5 separate regions of the Homo sapiens genome follow, and regions 1, 2, 3 and 5 are each linked to region 4. A link is a contact called in ENCODE Hi-C or POLR2A ChIA-PET data. All regions are on one chromosome and are shown on one strand. The core of a region is the stretch at or near the end of the contact, and the rest is flanking DNA. Distances in the headings are between cores, read along the strand shown.

Region 1 (2,700 bases), core at 176-2,675, 570 kb before region 4:
GTCCACAAATTCCCTTCTCTCCTTTATCCCTCGATGTCAAGCATAGATACCTCCCACAACTGAAAACCCCCCATGTCCGAAATTGCTCATTTAAAACCCTTCCTGGCAGGGCGTGGTGGCTGACCCCTGTAATTGCAGCACTTTGGGAGGCCGAGGCGGGCGGATCACCTGAGGTCAGGAGTTCATTTTCCCAGCCTGGCCAACATGGCGAAACCCCGTCTCTACTAAAAGTACAAAAATTAGCCGGGCATGGTGGCAGGCGCCTGTAATTCCAGCTACTCAGGAAGCTGAGGCAGGAGAAGCTTGAACTCGGGCGCTGGAGGTTGCAGTGAGCCGAGATCGCACCACTGCACTCCAGCCTGGGCGACTCTGTCTCAAAAACAAAAAAACCAACCAAAGAAACAAAAAGACCCCTTCCTAAAGTCTTGAAAGGAAAGGGTGAAGTGTAAATGAGCTTTTCCTATTATATCCAAATCACTTCTTTATTCAGTAGGCTTCAAACATTCTCTTTTTTTGTTTTTGAGACAGAGTCTCACTCTCTCTCTCTGTCTCCCAGGCTGGAGTGCAGTGACGCGATCCTGGCTCACTGCAACCTCCGCCTCCCGGGTTCAAGCGATTCCCCTGCCTCAGCCTCCCAAGCAGCTGGGATTACAGGCGTGTGCCGCCACGTCTAATTTTCTGTATTTCTAGTAGAGACAGGGTTTCTCTAGGTTGGCAAGGCTGATCTCAGAACTCCTGGCCTCAAACGATTCGCCTGCCTAGGCTTCCCAAAGTGCTGGGATTATGGGCGTGAGCCACTGCGCCCGGCCTTCACTCTAATCACCACCATAATGGTACTGGGTTTGAGGGTGAACATATCATCCGCGGACACTGGCTTAACGAGCCCATCCGAATAAAACAAATTATAAGGCCAATGGCACTTGGTATCGTGTAAGATCGCCAGAATTTTACAACTCGGGGTACCCAGGAAACCAGAAAAGCCCCCACCACAAGAAAAACCAGTGGGCACAACTGGGGAGCACAGATATCTGACTGGGGTCATTTTGTCCGCGCGTCTTTGGGGTAAAACACCAGGACTGGGGGTCCAGAAGGGACACGCAGACCGCCTCTCTCCAGTCCCAGGGGTGTCTCCAATCCGGAAACCAAAACTTCGTTCCCTTCCCACCTGTATCCAGGGACACCTCTGCTGGGGGACAGCGCTTGCCACCGCCGAGGCTGGCGCGAGGAACGGGGGCACGGACCCGCTTCCACTCCGTCCCGGGCGGTCGTGGCGAGGGGATTGCAGGACACAGCCATGCACGTCCAACTCTGTCCCCGCCCGGAGAAGTCTGGGATGCTGGGATAGAAGGGGTTGTGACTTTGGGGACCAGGAGCACTAGACTCACATCCAAGCCCCCTGGCCTTCAGAGCCCAGGGAAAGCGTCACAAAAGCCGGAAGTGCGTCACACCCGCCTTCCGGAGCTGCGCTCCGCTTCGGGGTCCTCTCTAGGATCGCGGGAGGACTTTGCATCCCTGTGTAGGGCTCTAATCTCGGGTTTGGGGATCTTGCTCCTCAGCTTGTCCGCTCCGAGGAGGTGCACAGGGCGGGGAAAAAGGGATGAATTTCCCTTTATACCGCCCTGCTCAGATATTTATATGTTCCTTCTATTTTTCTTGATGACAATAATTGTAATAGTTACAATAAAAATAGTGATTGTCTGTGGCAGAGGAGCTGAATGAAACGAGGGTGGAGACAGGAAGATCAAGAATAAATGGTTTCACAAATCGAAGGGATTGTCTCTTGAGACGCTGATTATGTACGTATTGCCAGTTGAATGGGCAGTATTTTCAAATACTTGATCTATAGGCAACAGACGTTCTTTCCAACACTAGATAGTTATAAAATTCTGAGTTTGCCTTATGTTTCCAGGGAGTTTTCAGATTAGCAACGGTGAAATAAGTTGAATTTGAGGCGTTTTTGCTGTCCAAGTGTTATTGTAATAATTAGGGCTTCTATGATTAGATCAAGAATAACTTCACCTTTTATAAAACAGTAACTGAGACCTTGAATGGCTGGGGCATGACTCTAAAAGTTCTGGGCAAGTCTGTGGTACAGCCCAATAAGATAAAAGCCTACAAAAGGAACGGCTACCTGATACAGAGCCTATGATTACGTGGTATCCCGAATTACCTTCTAGACCCTCACTAATGCTCCATTCCTTAGGGGGTTTGATCTTGCTATGGTTGCCATTTTCTACCTACCCACGAGTCTTCTCAATAATCCACTTAAGTGCATCTTTGCTCCATATATATATATACACACATATATATACACACACATATATATACACATATATATACATGTATATATATATACACACACATATATATATATACACACACATATATATATATATATATATATATATATATTTTTTTTTTTTTTTTTTTCCTCCTAGGGCACCGTCAAATCCAATCTTTGCTCCTTTATCACTGGCTGGCTTTCTAACCTACAGTCCTCCGTGATGACATCATAGTCTCAACTTATTCCTCCAGATACATCCTCATATTTCCTTCCAGGGTTCCAAGTCATCGCTAAGAGTCATTACATTGCTACACACTGTATTTTTCTTCTTTGTCTAAAGTCTCTCCTCCCCACCCGTCCCCATTCCTACACTGAAGTGCCTAAAGGGTCCAGGAAGGCAGATTACTGAATGCAGT
Region 2 (2,738 bases), core at 226-2,725, 750 kb before region 4:
ATACTGCAGGACAAACCAATGTCGGCAGGTGAGGACAGGGTGGGAATAGTGTTCCAGGCAGAAGGAACAGCGAGTGTCAAAGCCTCTAAGCCTGACAGGGTGGGAGTCTGGCCTCGGATCTCCAGAGATCCAGGAAGACCCTGCACAAATACTAGAGAGAGGGGTCTGAAGGAGAGAAGAGGAGGGAAGGTTTTTGTTGTTGTTTGAGAGGAAGTCTCGCTCTGTTGCCAGGCTGGCGTGCAGGGGCCCCATCTTGGCTCACTGCAGCCTCTGCCCCCGGGGTTCAAGCAATTCTCGTGCCTCAGCCTCCCGAGTAGCTGGGATTACAGCAGCGCTCCATCACGCCATGGGGCTCCTTGCAGCTAATTTTTTTTTTTTTTGAAACAGAGTCTCACTCTGTCGCCCAGGCTGGAGTGTAATGGCGCGATCTCGGCTCACTGCAACCTCTGCCTCCTAGATTCAAGCGATTCTTCTACCTCAGCCTCCCGAGTAGCTGGGATTACAGGCATGCGCCACCACGCCTGGCTAATTTTTGTATTGTTTAGTAGAGACGAGGTTTCACCGTGATAGCCAGGATGGTCTCGATCTGAGCTCGTGATCCTCCCGCCTCGGCCTCCCAAAGTGCTGAGATTACAGGCGTGAGCCACCGCGACCGGCCGAGGTAAGGTTTTCACTGGGGTCTCTTCCATCTGCCTGGCCGCCAGGCCACGTATCCACTGAAGAGGCAGAGGGTCAGGATGGGAAGACTCCGGGGACCACCTAGCCCAAGACCCGCAATCAGGCGGCTCTGCAAGGCTAACCGGGTAACTTAAAGAAGTGAAGCCGATTGACGTAAAACAGAAAGGAAAGAAGTTAACTGGCCGGCCAGCGTCAGCAGGGGCGGCCAGTGTCACCCTGCCCGGGGACAGCACCCCTGTTTCGTGGCGAGGACACGGAGGGCCAAGGGGGCGGGGCCGGGCTGCCCTGGCCACGCCCGGACCGCCTGCTCCCCGCCCAGGGCCTGCACAGTTGGCGCCCACCGGCATCAGCGTGAAGGGAGCTCCTCGCTGGCTGCCGACGGGGCTGCAGGGCTCGCTAGCCGCTCACCTGCGTGTGAGCGCGGAGCCCGCAGTACCCGCCGTCCGGGCTCAGAGGACGTGACTCCCCGACCCTGCGCCCGGCAGTCCCCGGGGGCCGTGCGCCCGGCCCAGGCTCGGAGGTCCAGCCCAGCGGCGGCTCAGGCTGCGCGCCTGGCTCCCAGCCTCAGTTTCCCCATTGGTAAAGCATTGACGGTGGTTGCGGACGGCTTCTGCGGACAGAGCCTTGGGCTCCGACGTCTGCGCGGGTACCGGCAGCACCCCCACCCCGAAGGGAGGGCGGGACCTGGATCTCGCGACCGCTGCCCCAGGTCCCCGCCCCCGGGCCCTACCGGGCTGAGGTCGGCAGGCCCCGCCCCCCGCCCACGAGGAAGTGGCTGCTGCTCCGGCGCGGAGCCCAGAGCCGGTTCGGCGCGTCGACTGCCCAGAGTCCGCGGCCGGGGCGCGGGAGGTGAGGGCCGTGGGGGCGCCCGGAGGTGGGGGTCAGGGGAGCCACCTGGAGGTGGGGGGGCGCGTAGATGTGGGGCGCCGCCTGGGAGTGAGCGGGACTGGAGGGATGAGAGGGGGTGCAAGGAGGGGACCGGGGGGCGCCTGGAAGTGAGGACGCATAGATGTGGGGCGCCGCCCAATAGGGGCACGGGGATGAGTGGGGGCACATGGAGAGGAGGGGGCGCGGGGACGAGGGGCTCACGGAAAGGAGAGGGAGCCCTGGGATTGGAGGGGGCGCGGGGGTGGCCGCAGGGCCAGACTGTGGAAACGCGGGCTCCCAGCGCACCGGGCGCCCTCGGGGCGTCCCCAGCCCCCGGCCCCAAGCTTCCGCCTCGTGCCTTCCGCCCCTGCTCCCCGGCCCCCATCCCCAGCCTTGCCCCGCGGTCGGTCGGTGTAGCCCCGTTACTTCGGGCCGGCGGGGCCCCACACCCAGTCACTTCCCCTCCATCCCCGGAGCCTTCCGGGTTGCAGCCGCCGGGAAATGAGCTGGCGTCTCCTGCCGCCCCGCCCCTGCCCTCCTGGCCGCTCCCGCTGCTCCCACCCGCCTCCCCCGGGCCAGGTCCGAGGGGTCCCGTACGGGGCGGGCCTGGCTGGCGGGGTCCCGGAACGCACCCCCTCAGCTGCAGGGCTCCGCGGCCAGGGCAGATCCGAGCAGCCCCTCCCTTTCCGGAGGCGCTGGGAGAGCAGCCAGGCCGCCTAGGGCGGGGCGGGGCCGGGCTGCACCCGCGGGCAGTGAAGGGATCAGGAGTGCAAGCCTGGGGAGTCAGACCTCCCCCTGCCTCCTCTGCCAATGCAGCCCGGAGGCTACCACCACCCATCCCGGCCGGGCGCGGTGGCTCACACATAGAATCCTAGCATTTTGAGAGGCCCAGGCGGGAGGATCGCTTGAGGCCAGGAGTTGGAGGCCAGCATGGACAGCATTGCGAGACCCTTTCTCTATTAAAATAAATAAATAAAATGTAGCCAGGCGCTGTGGCTCATGCCTGTAATCCCAACACTTTGGGAGTCGAGGTGGACGGATCACTTGAGGTCAGGAGTTCGAGACTAGCCTGACCGACATGGTGAAACCCTGTCTCTACTAAAAATACAAAAATTACCCAGGCATGGTGGCACGCACCTGTAATCCCAGCTACTCAGGAGGCTGAGGCAGGAGAATTGCTTGAACCCGGGAGG
Region 3 (2,700 bases), core at 201-2,700, 550 kb after region 4:
AGAAGGCTGGGCGCGGTGGCTCACGCCTGTAATCCCAGCACTTTGGGAGGCCGAGACGGGCACATCACCTGAGGTCAGGAGTTTGAGACCAGCCTGGCCGACATGGTGAAACCTCGTCTCTACTAAAAATACAAAAAAAAATTAGCTGGGCATGGTGGCGGGCGCCTGTAATCCCACCTACTCCAGAGGCTGAGGCAGGAGAATCGCCTGAACCCAGGAGGCGGAGGTTGCAGTGAGCCGAGATCATGCCACTGCACTTCAGCCTGGGCGACAGAGTGAGACCCTGTCTCCAAAAAAAAAAAAAAGAAAAGAAAAGAAAATGGGGAGAATGTTAGCACTTAATTTCCCAGTATTGTGAGACTTAACATATGTCAGCCTGGGCAGCATAGCAAGACCCCACCTCTACCAAAAATTTAAAAATTAGCTGGGCATGGTGGCTGGGGCACGCCTGTGGTCCCAGGTACTAGGGAGGCTGAGGCAGGAAGATCACTTGAGCCGAGGAGATTGAGGTGGCAGTGACCTACAATCGCGTCACTGTACTCCAATTAAAAAATAAGTGTCGGGCCAGGCGCGGTGGCTCACGCCTGTAATCCCAGCACTTTGGGAGGCCGAGACAGGCAGATCACGAGGTCAGGAGATGGAGACCATCCTGGCTAACACCGTGAAACCCCGTCTCTACTAAAAATACAAAAAATTAGCCGGGTGTGGTGGCACACGCCTGTAGTCCCAGCTACTCAGGAGGCTGAGGCAGGAGAATCGCTTGCACCCGGGCGGCGGAGGTTGCAGTGAGTTGAGATAGCACTCCAGCCTGGGCGACAGAGAGAGACTCCGTCTCAAAAAAAAAAAGTGTGGCTCTCAATAAATGAGTTGTTATTTCAGTGGCAAGCCCTGAAAGGGGGTCTACAAAGGCCCAGTGGGCGAGGCTGAGGAAATGCCTGGACACGACCCTTCTCATGGCATTCCCGGGGCGCCCGCATCAGCCCCTACCCACTCCCGCTCGGGGACTTTCTCGGAATCGCGCTTCTTCTTCCAGCAGCCTCGAGGCCGGCCCCGTCCAGGTCTCTTTAGCTCCGCCCCCTGGTGAGGGGCGTGGCCTCCTCAGGGCCGGGGCGTGGCCCAACCGGGAACTGGGGCGTCGAACTCCCCTTCCCAGTCTGGAGCCACCCATTCCAGGCGGGGCGGGAGGCTGATCACGTGACCAGCGAGCGGTCTCACCCTCCTCATATGCCAGTACCACCTCCTCCAGTCCCAGAGGGGGGATGTCTTACTCCTTTCCGTGAAGCAAACCCTTTGAGTACGGTTTGCGTCCACAAAGCGTAGGGTGAGAACCTTGGGAGCGACTGGGCCCGTCTTTGCTCCCTCGGTGGGGTTTTGTCTCCTGGCTTCCCCCAAGTGCGAGGCAGTTGGTCTCGCCCAGCCGGGTCCTGGGCGCGGCGGCGGCAGCCGCGTCACTGGCGGGCGGGATCCCTCCGCTCTGGGGAGGCAGCGCTGGCGGCGGGGCTGGGGCCACTGAGGAAATCCATCCGCGCCGCCGCCGCCGCCGCCGCCGCCGCCGCCGCCGCCTCCGCCGCGGAGGAAGACAGCGCCGCCCGCGCACCGCCAGCGACCTCCGCCGCAGAGTCCCACCGCCACAGGTACCTTCGCTGGCAAAAGGAGTCCTCTCGCCCCCCAGCCCCAATTTCCCCCAGGGGAACCTCTCTTCCTTCGGTCTCCCGGGGCTGGCCTCCTGGGAGCGGACGTAACTCCCCAGACCTCCGCTCCCTTCCCCTCTTGCCCGGTCGCTCCCAAACCCGGAAGGGGAACTGGGGAACCCTCGCCCCCCACCGTGCGTGCGCTTCCCCGCACCATCAGCGAAGTTTTTGCCCGACCCCAGACCCCAGCCCAGCCCCGACTGCCTCTTGCTCCCTCGGAAGTTGGGGGGCTAAATTCCGGGCTTCCTCTAGGCCCCGCCCCGCCCCCTTTCCCCACCGCCACCCTCCCGCCTGCCCCCGGGGAGCACCCCTCGTGTCCTCCACTGTCGCACCCCTGCCGGCCCTCGCCTTGCACAACTCCAAAATCGGGGAGAAGCAGGCAAGGCCGCGCGCCACCCTTCCTTTCGTCTCCACCCTACCCACGATTTGGGTGCTGCCCGTGGTTTCTGGCCCCACTCGCCGAAACTGGAGCCCTCGGCGCCCTATTCCCTTTACAGATCCTCACCCCAAGCCCAGCTCCCAGGCGCCCGCCCCCCGCCCAGCTTTCTTTTAGGCAAAATGGAGGTCGTAGGGGCTGGAGGGCCAGGCCCACTGCGCTTCGCAGCGCCGCACCAGCCCGCGCCTTCCAGCTGCCAGATCCAGGGACCCTCCCGTCACTCTCCTGAGCCCCGCCAGACCTGCGGAGGCGGTTGCACCCTCATTTCTCTATGGAGCGCCGGCTGCTATATCCCTAGAGTCTGGGGGCTGCTGAGGGCCCTGGGGGGTGATGGGGACCGAGGGCTGAGAACGTCGCCCCCGCCCCCAGTTTCTTCCTCCAGCCGTGCTTCCTTCTGCCCTGGGCCTCCGGCGGTGCCGCCAGGCCTGGGCTGCTAGTAGGTGGAAGAGGCTTTGTGCGGGCCTGGGGGTTGGGTAGAGTAAGGAGTTCTGCCCGCACCCCCCATCCCCCGATTTTGAGGGTCACCCCTTGGCACTGGCGTAGAAAGCTGAACTTACAAGGAGGGGAAATGTC
Region 4 (2,700 bases), core at 41-2,540:
GGTGGTGCAGCGCCTGTAGTCCCAGTTACTGCAGAGGTGGAGATGGGAGGATCACTTGAGTCCAAAAGGTCAAGACCAGCCTGGAGGCTGGGCGCAGTGACTCACACCTGTAATCCTAGCACTTTGGGAGGCCGAGGCAGGCGGATCACCTGAGTGTAGGAGTTCGAGAGCAGCCTGGCCAACATGGAGAAACCTCGTCTCTACCAAAAATACAAAAATTAGCCGGGCGGCTGGGCGCGGTGACTCACGCCTGTAATCCCAGCACTTTGGGAGGCCAAGGCGGGTGGATAACAAGATTAGGAGATCGAGACCATCCTGGCTAATACGGTGAAAGCCCGTCTCTACTAAAAATACAAAAAATTAGCCGGGTGTGGTGGCAGGCGCCTGCAGTCCCAGCTACTCGGGAGGCTGAGGCAGAAGAATGGCGGGAACCCGGGAGGCGGAGCTGGCAGTGAGCCAAGATCGTGCCACTGCACTCCAGCCTGGGTGATAGAGCGAGACTCCGTCTCAAAAAAAAAAGCCACGCATGGTGGTGGGCGCCTGTAATCCCAGTTACTCGGGAGGCTGAGACAGGAGAATCGCTTGAACCCAGGAGGCGGAGGTTGCAGTGAGCTGAGATCACGCCACTGCACTCTAGCCTGGGCGACAGAACAAGACTCCGTCTCAAAAAAAACCAAAAAAAATTTAGAGGGGCGTGCACGCCTGTATTCCCAGCACTCCAGGAGGCTGAAGCAGGAGGATCGCTAGAACCAGGGGTTCAAGACTGGGGCGAGCTATGATGGTGCCCCTGCACTCTAGCCTGGGCGACAGGGCGAGACTGTCTCAAAAGAAAAAAAGACCAGGCGCGGTGGCTCACACCTGTAATCCTAGCACTTCAGGAGACCAAGACTGGAGGATCGCTGGAGCCCAGGAGTTCCAGACCAGTCCTGGCAACAGAACTAGACCGTGTCTCCAAAAAAAAAGAGAAAGAAAAAATAGAAACCTTAGCTGGGCTTGGTGGTGCGCATCTGTGGTCCCAGATACTCGGGACGCTGAGGCGGGAGGATCACATGAGCCCAGGAGGTTGAGGCTGCAGTGAGGTATGATCGCGCCACTGCACTCCTGCCTGGGCAACTGAGCATGAACCCTCCTCAAAGCTAATGGCGCTTCAAAATTCTGCAGTGCAAAGAAGTTGCTGGGGTTGCGGAGCGGAGAACCGCCAGGAGGCTGGAGCCCAGCCAGGCAGCCTCCTCGGGCACACGGTGAAGGCGCCGGAACTACAGCTACCTCCGCGGCGCCGCTTCGGCCGCCATATCTGGGTACACGGGAACCGCAGAGGACAAACTCTCACCCGCGTTTTCGATTTCTGCGCTTTCTTCGAGTGAGGCAAGACCTAGCAGAGGCCCAAGGTAGAGCGCGGCTAGGATTCGATGGAGGGAAACATAAAGGATAGCCTTTGGAGGGTGACGGGCAAGGACGTACGTACCGCGAACGGAATGGGGCGGGGGCCGAGGACGCCGAGGGAGGGGCGGGCCCAAGTGTGAAGGGAGTCTGGGCGATACCATTTTGGGCAGGGGTTGAGGGTGATACCAACTTAATGGGAGGCGGGTGGCAGAGAACCGAGGCTTAGGGGCAGTGGCGGGGCCGAGCGCGGGTGGGGGATCGCGGAGGGACAGGACGGTCGCCCACTGCTCCATTTCCTTTCTCCCCAGCCCGTCCCTCCCTGCCAGGAGCAGCCTCATGCGGACCGAGCCGCTGTGCGGGGCATCCCCTCTGCTGGTGCCCGGCGACCCCTACTCTGTGGTGGTTCTGCTGCAGGGCTACGCGGAGCCAGAGGGTGTGGGCGATGCCGTGCGCGCCGACGGCTCCGTGACCCTGGTCCTACCCCAGACCCGGGGCCCGGCCTCCAGCCACCGAGAGTCCCCGCGCGGGAGTGGCGGCGCAGAGGCCGCCCTGGAGGAGGCGGCCCGTGGCCCCATCCTGGTGGACACCGGGGGCCCCTGGGCTCGGGAGGCGCTGCTGGGGGCGCTGGCGGGGCAGGGCGTGGCCCCGGGAGACGTGACGCTAGTGGTGGGGACCCACGGGCACTCGGATCACATCGGGAACTTGGGGCTGTTCCCAGGCGCGGCTCTGCTGGTCTCGCACGACTTCTGCCTTCCCGGAGGCCGCTACCTGCCCCACGGGCTGGGTGAGGGGCAGCCCCTGCGCCTGGGCCCGGGGCTCGAGGTGTGGGCCACGCCGGGCCACGGGGGCCAGCGCGACGTGAGCGTGGTGGTGGCCGGCACGGCTCTGGGCACCGTGGTGGTGGCGGGAGATGTGTTTGAGCGAGATGGGGACGAGGATTCGTGGCAGGCACTGAGTGAAGACCCCGCAGCCCAGGAGCGGAGCCGGAAGAGGGTCCTGGTCGTTGCCGACGTGGTCGTACCTGGTCACGGGCCCCCCTTTCGAGTGTTAAGGGAAGCCTCGCAGCCCGAGACGGAGGGTGGAGGGAACAGCCAGCAGGAGCCGGTGGTCGGAGACGAGGAGCCCGCCCTGCACTAATCAGCCTCGAGAGGGACTGCACTCTTGTCAGGGAAGCCCTAACAGCGAAGAGCTGCTGGAGACAGAGTCAGAGCAGTCAAGGGTGGGAGCTTCCAGCCCTTCCAGGAGGCCAGTTTTCTAGTGAAGACAGAGTGCACCTGACACTGCCATCACATCGTCAGTATCACTGCCTGTCTCTGC
Region 5 (2,700 bases), core at 13-2,512, 620 kb before region 4:
TATACCAACTCACTAACACACAAAATACGGGCATTGCAAACATTCACCGGGGGTTTGGTCCTAGATAGGAAGCTACTTAAAATGCAAGATTTTGGGCTCCCTGAAAAGAGACCTTTAACTTCTAAATATCTTCTCATCTTTTTGCAGATGCTGCAATTTCACAGCAGTTCCTTCCTTCGCGCCTGTAAAACAGTGGCAACAGTAACTCTTCTCCTGCCTGCCCATCAACTTTGTAAACTGCGCGGGGCGTAGGGGGAGGGGAGGGCTGGGGCCTGGAAACTATAAAGCACCATATGAAAAGGAGAGCACTGGGAGGTCGATGCGGGCGCATCACCTGAGGTCAGGAGTTCGAGACCAGCCTGGCCAACATGGGGAAACCCCGTCTCTACTAAAAATACAAAATAAGCCGGGCGTGGTGAGTGTGCCTGTAATCCCAGCTACTCGAAAGGCTGAGGCAGGAGAATTGCCCGAACCTGGGAGCAGAGGTTACAGTGAGCCGAGATCGTGCCATTGCACTCCAGCCTGGGGGACAACGAGACTCCGTCTCAAAAAACAAAACAAAACAAAACAAAAACGGGAGATTATTACTAAGAGATGGGGTCTCACTATGTTGCCCAGGCTGGAGTGCAATGGTGCGATCCCGGCTCACTGCATCCTCAGCCTCCCGGGTCCAAGTGATTCTCCTGCCTCAGCCTCCCAAGTGGCTGAGATTACAGGCTCGCGCCACCACGCCCAGCTAAGTTTTTGTATTTTTAGTAGAGACGGGGTTTCACCATGTTGGCCAGGCTGGTCTCGAACTCCTGGCCTCAGGTGATCCACCCACCTCGGCCTCCCAAAGTGCTGGCATTACAGGTGTGAGTCACCGAGCCCGGCCAAGGGAGGGTATTTCTAATAGACAGGGGTCTCGCTATGTTGCCCGAGCTGGTCTCGAACTCTTGGGCTCAAGCGATCCTGCTTCTTCAGCCTGTCCACTAGCTAGGCTTACAAGCGTGGGACCCCGCGCCTGGCTGAAGAGAGGTATCATTAAGGACGAGACCCCCTTGGCCAGGGAAGCCCTGCGTAAGCAACGCCCCTCTCTTCAAAGGGATGCCCCGCTCCCTCCGCCCACTCCCAGCCTTCCAGCCTTGGCTCCCGAGGACACGACTCCGGGCCCTGCCACCTTCTGATAGGCTCGCGAGACCGAGGCTGCAAAGAGAGCCGCCCCCCATTGGCCAACCGGCGAGTCCCGCGCGCCACCTCCTGGGAGATGTAGTTCCGGGAACAGCTGGCCCCTGCGACTCGCGGGTGTGACGTTGAAGATGTCGGCCTTCTGAGCCGACTGCGGTGGTCAAGAGGTGGGTTTGTTTGGAAAGTGGGTGGTGAGAGTAGCGAGGATGCGGGTGAAGAAAACCTAAGGGCCCCAAATTCAACATAAGCGAGGTTTGCGGGCTGTCAGCAAGGTACAGACCTACTTCAAATCGGGGCGCAGAGCGTTGGGGGTGGGGGAAGGCGCAAGCTCCCCGGCCAATCAGACACGAGCAACCTCAGCCCAACTCTGGAGGCCCCGCCCCCTTCCCCGCCCCACGGAAAGGGGAGGAGCTTGGGCTGTTTGAATGGCTTTGGGATGGAGCAGGGGAGAGAGTGGCTCCGTTTGCCTCCCCGCTTTGGTGATGCTGTGCGAGCGGCTTCGGGGGCCCTGGAGACGTCCGAGTCACTGAGGGTGGGCTGGGACTCGGGGCCCGCGTCCCATCTCCCCGCCGATTGGTCCGCCCCCCGTGCGAGGTGAGGTCCTCCGGGATTCCTAGAGAGGACGCGGAAGTGCTTTCGGGGGGGGGTGGGATCTAACGGTTTAACCCCGTTGGACAGGGCAAGATTGGACTTGGTTACTTCCGGCGAGGAAGTGTTGGGGAGTGTCGGCTTCGGTTTCTCTCCGTGGGAAGAACCGCATCTTCCCAGCCTCGGCTGCGGGGAGCTTGATGTTCCAGGAGAGCTCCCCTAGAGTGGGGCCTTGAGGGGAGGGGGCAGGGGCTTCGTGACTGGACGGGGGTCCTGTCCCTAACCTTGACCGGGCCACAGTCTCTGTATCTCGGGGTCAGGGGCCATTCTGAGGAATCCAGGTCCAGATCTGTACCTTATAAACGCTGCTTCTCTTTGGGACCGATGGAGTCTCCCCTTGGCCTGTCAAGCTCTTGTAGCTTAGAGAACAGGCTCAGTTTTGACCATTATAATGATTTTCACCCTTATTCCGACTTAAGTTCGTCTTATGGTAGAGAGAAAGAGCGGCTGCGTCTGGACTAGTTAGTCTCGTCCCGTTATTTATATGGAATGTAAAGTTCTTCACTCTAAAACTGTGTTTTAGGTTGGGCCTGATGTCAGATTTGTATGGCTCTCTTTTACACTTTTAAAATGTTGGGGTTATTCCTTATTATCATTTTGTGGGTGAAGTGATGGCTACCTTGTAGTACCTATTTTTAAGTAAATTACTTTGTTGAGTGGTCGTCTTTAGTATAGATGACCTCTTTGCCATCTGTCTTTGCTAATAATGATGCCCAATACATCAGTAGGTTGCATGCTACTGAAAGTGTCCTTCAGAAGATATTAAAGAGCAGAAAAACAATTGTTTCAGTGTAACACAGCCAGCCTCGAAGACTTCCCTCTGAGTTGGAATGATAATGACCGAATCCCGAGAAGTTATAGACTTAGACCCCCCAGCTGAGACTT

The links. Hi-C counts contacts between places; a loop is a spot of excess contacts on that map. ChIA-PET counts read pairs that join two places held with the same protein, here RNA polymerase II (POLR2A). Pooled maps may share reads with other maps.
Region 1: a loop to region 4 is called in a pooled map, with 2.7 times the contacts of the local background. The contact joins the promoter of FAM200A here to the promoter of MBLAC1 in region 4. A Hi-C loop is called at or near these places in 7 of 50 pooled maps.
Region 2: a loop to region 4 is called in a pooled map, with 2.5 times the contacts of the local background. The contact joins the promoter of ARPC1B here to the promoter of MBLAC1 in region 4. A Hi-C loop is called at or near these places in 5 of 50 pooled maps. POLR2A ChIA-PET finds 5 or more read pairs at or near these places in 3 of 52 experiments (GM10248, HEK293T and activated CD4-positive, alpha-beta T cell).
Region 3: a map of CD14-positive monocyte shows a loop between it and region 4 (3-fold over the local background). The contact joins the promoter of GNB2 here to the promoter of MBLAC1 in region 4. A Hi-C loop is called at or near these places in 2 of 168 maps with a recorded cell type or tissue (CD14-positive monocyte and naive thymus-derived CD4-positive, alpha-beta T cell), 5 of 37 single-sample maps with no recorded cell type and 13 of 50 pooled maps.
Region 5: a loop to region 4 is called in a pooled map, with 5 times the contacts of the local background. The contact joins the promoter of ZKSCAN5 here to the promoter of MBLAC1 in region 4. A Hi-C loop is called at or near these places in 8 of 50 pooled maps. POLR2A ChIA-PET finds 5 or more read pairs at or near these places in 3 of 52 experiments (H1, activated CD4-positive, alpha-beta T cell and activated T-cell).

The regions. Positions count from the first base shown.
Region 1 is chr7:99,550,689-99,553,388 of GRCh38, forward strand. FAM200A (family with sequence similarity 200 member A) reads right to left here and starts at 1,426. Exons shown (of 2, transcript NM_145111.4): 1 at 1,166-1,426. LOC105375422 (a long non-coding RNA gene) reads left to right here and starts at 1,477. Exons shown (of 3, transcript XR_927801.4): 1 at 1,477-1,796. RefSeq lists an enhancer at 983-1,172.
Region 2 is chr7:99,373,255-99,375,992 of GRCh38, forward strand. ARPC1B (actin related protein 2/3 complex subunit 1B) reads left to right here and starts at 1,476. Exons shown (of 10, transcript NM_005720.4): 1 at 1,476-1,527. RefSeq lists an enhancer at 56-556 and silencers at 857-1,736, 1,747-2,386.
Region 3 is chr7:100,672,290-100,674,989 of GRCh38, forward strand. It overlaps GNB2 (G protein subunit beta 2), which reads left to right and starts at 1,451. Exons shown (of 10, transcript NM_005273.4): 1 at 1,451-1,634. RefSeq lists silencers at 981-1,110, 1,121-1,200, 1,451-1,630 and enhancers at 2,061-2,270, 2,471-2,550.
Region 4 is chr7:100,125,677-100,128,376 of GRCh38, forward strand. It overlaps MBLAC1 (metallo-beta-lactamase domain containing 1), which reads left to right and starts at 1,291. Exons shown (of 2, transcript NM_203397.3): 1 at 1,291-1,388; 2 at 1,692-2,700. The coding sequence starts at 1,720. The coding sequence ends at 2,520. It also overlaps a transcript of TAF6 not described here. RefSeq lists enhancers at 1-530, 1,241-1,310 and silencers at 1,511-1,630, 1,721-2,200.
Region 5 is chr7:99,503,400-99,506,099 of GRCh38, forward strand. ZKSCAN5 (zinc finger with KRAB and SCAN domains 5) reads left to right here and starts at 1,263. Exons shown (of 7, transcript NM_145102.4): 1 at 1,263-1,334; 2 at 2,606-2,700. The coding sequence starts at 2,646. RefSeq lists enhancers at 850-899, 1,290-1,469, 1,850-1,929.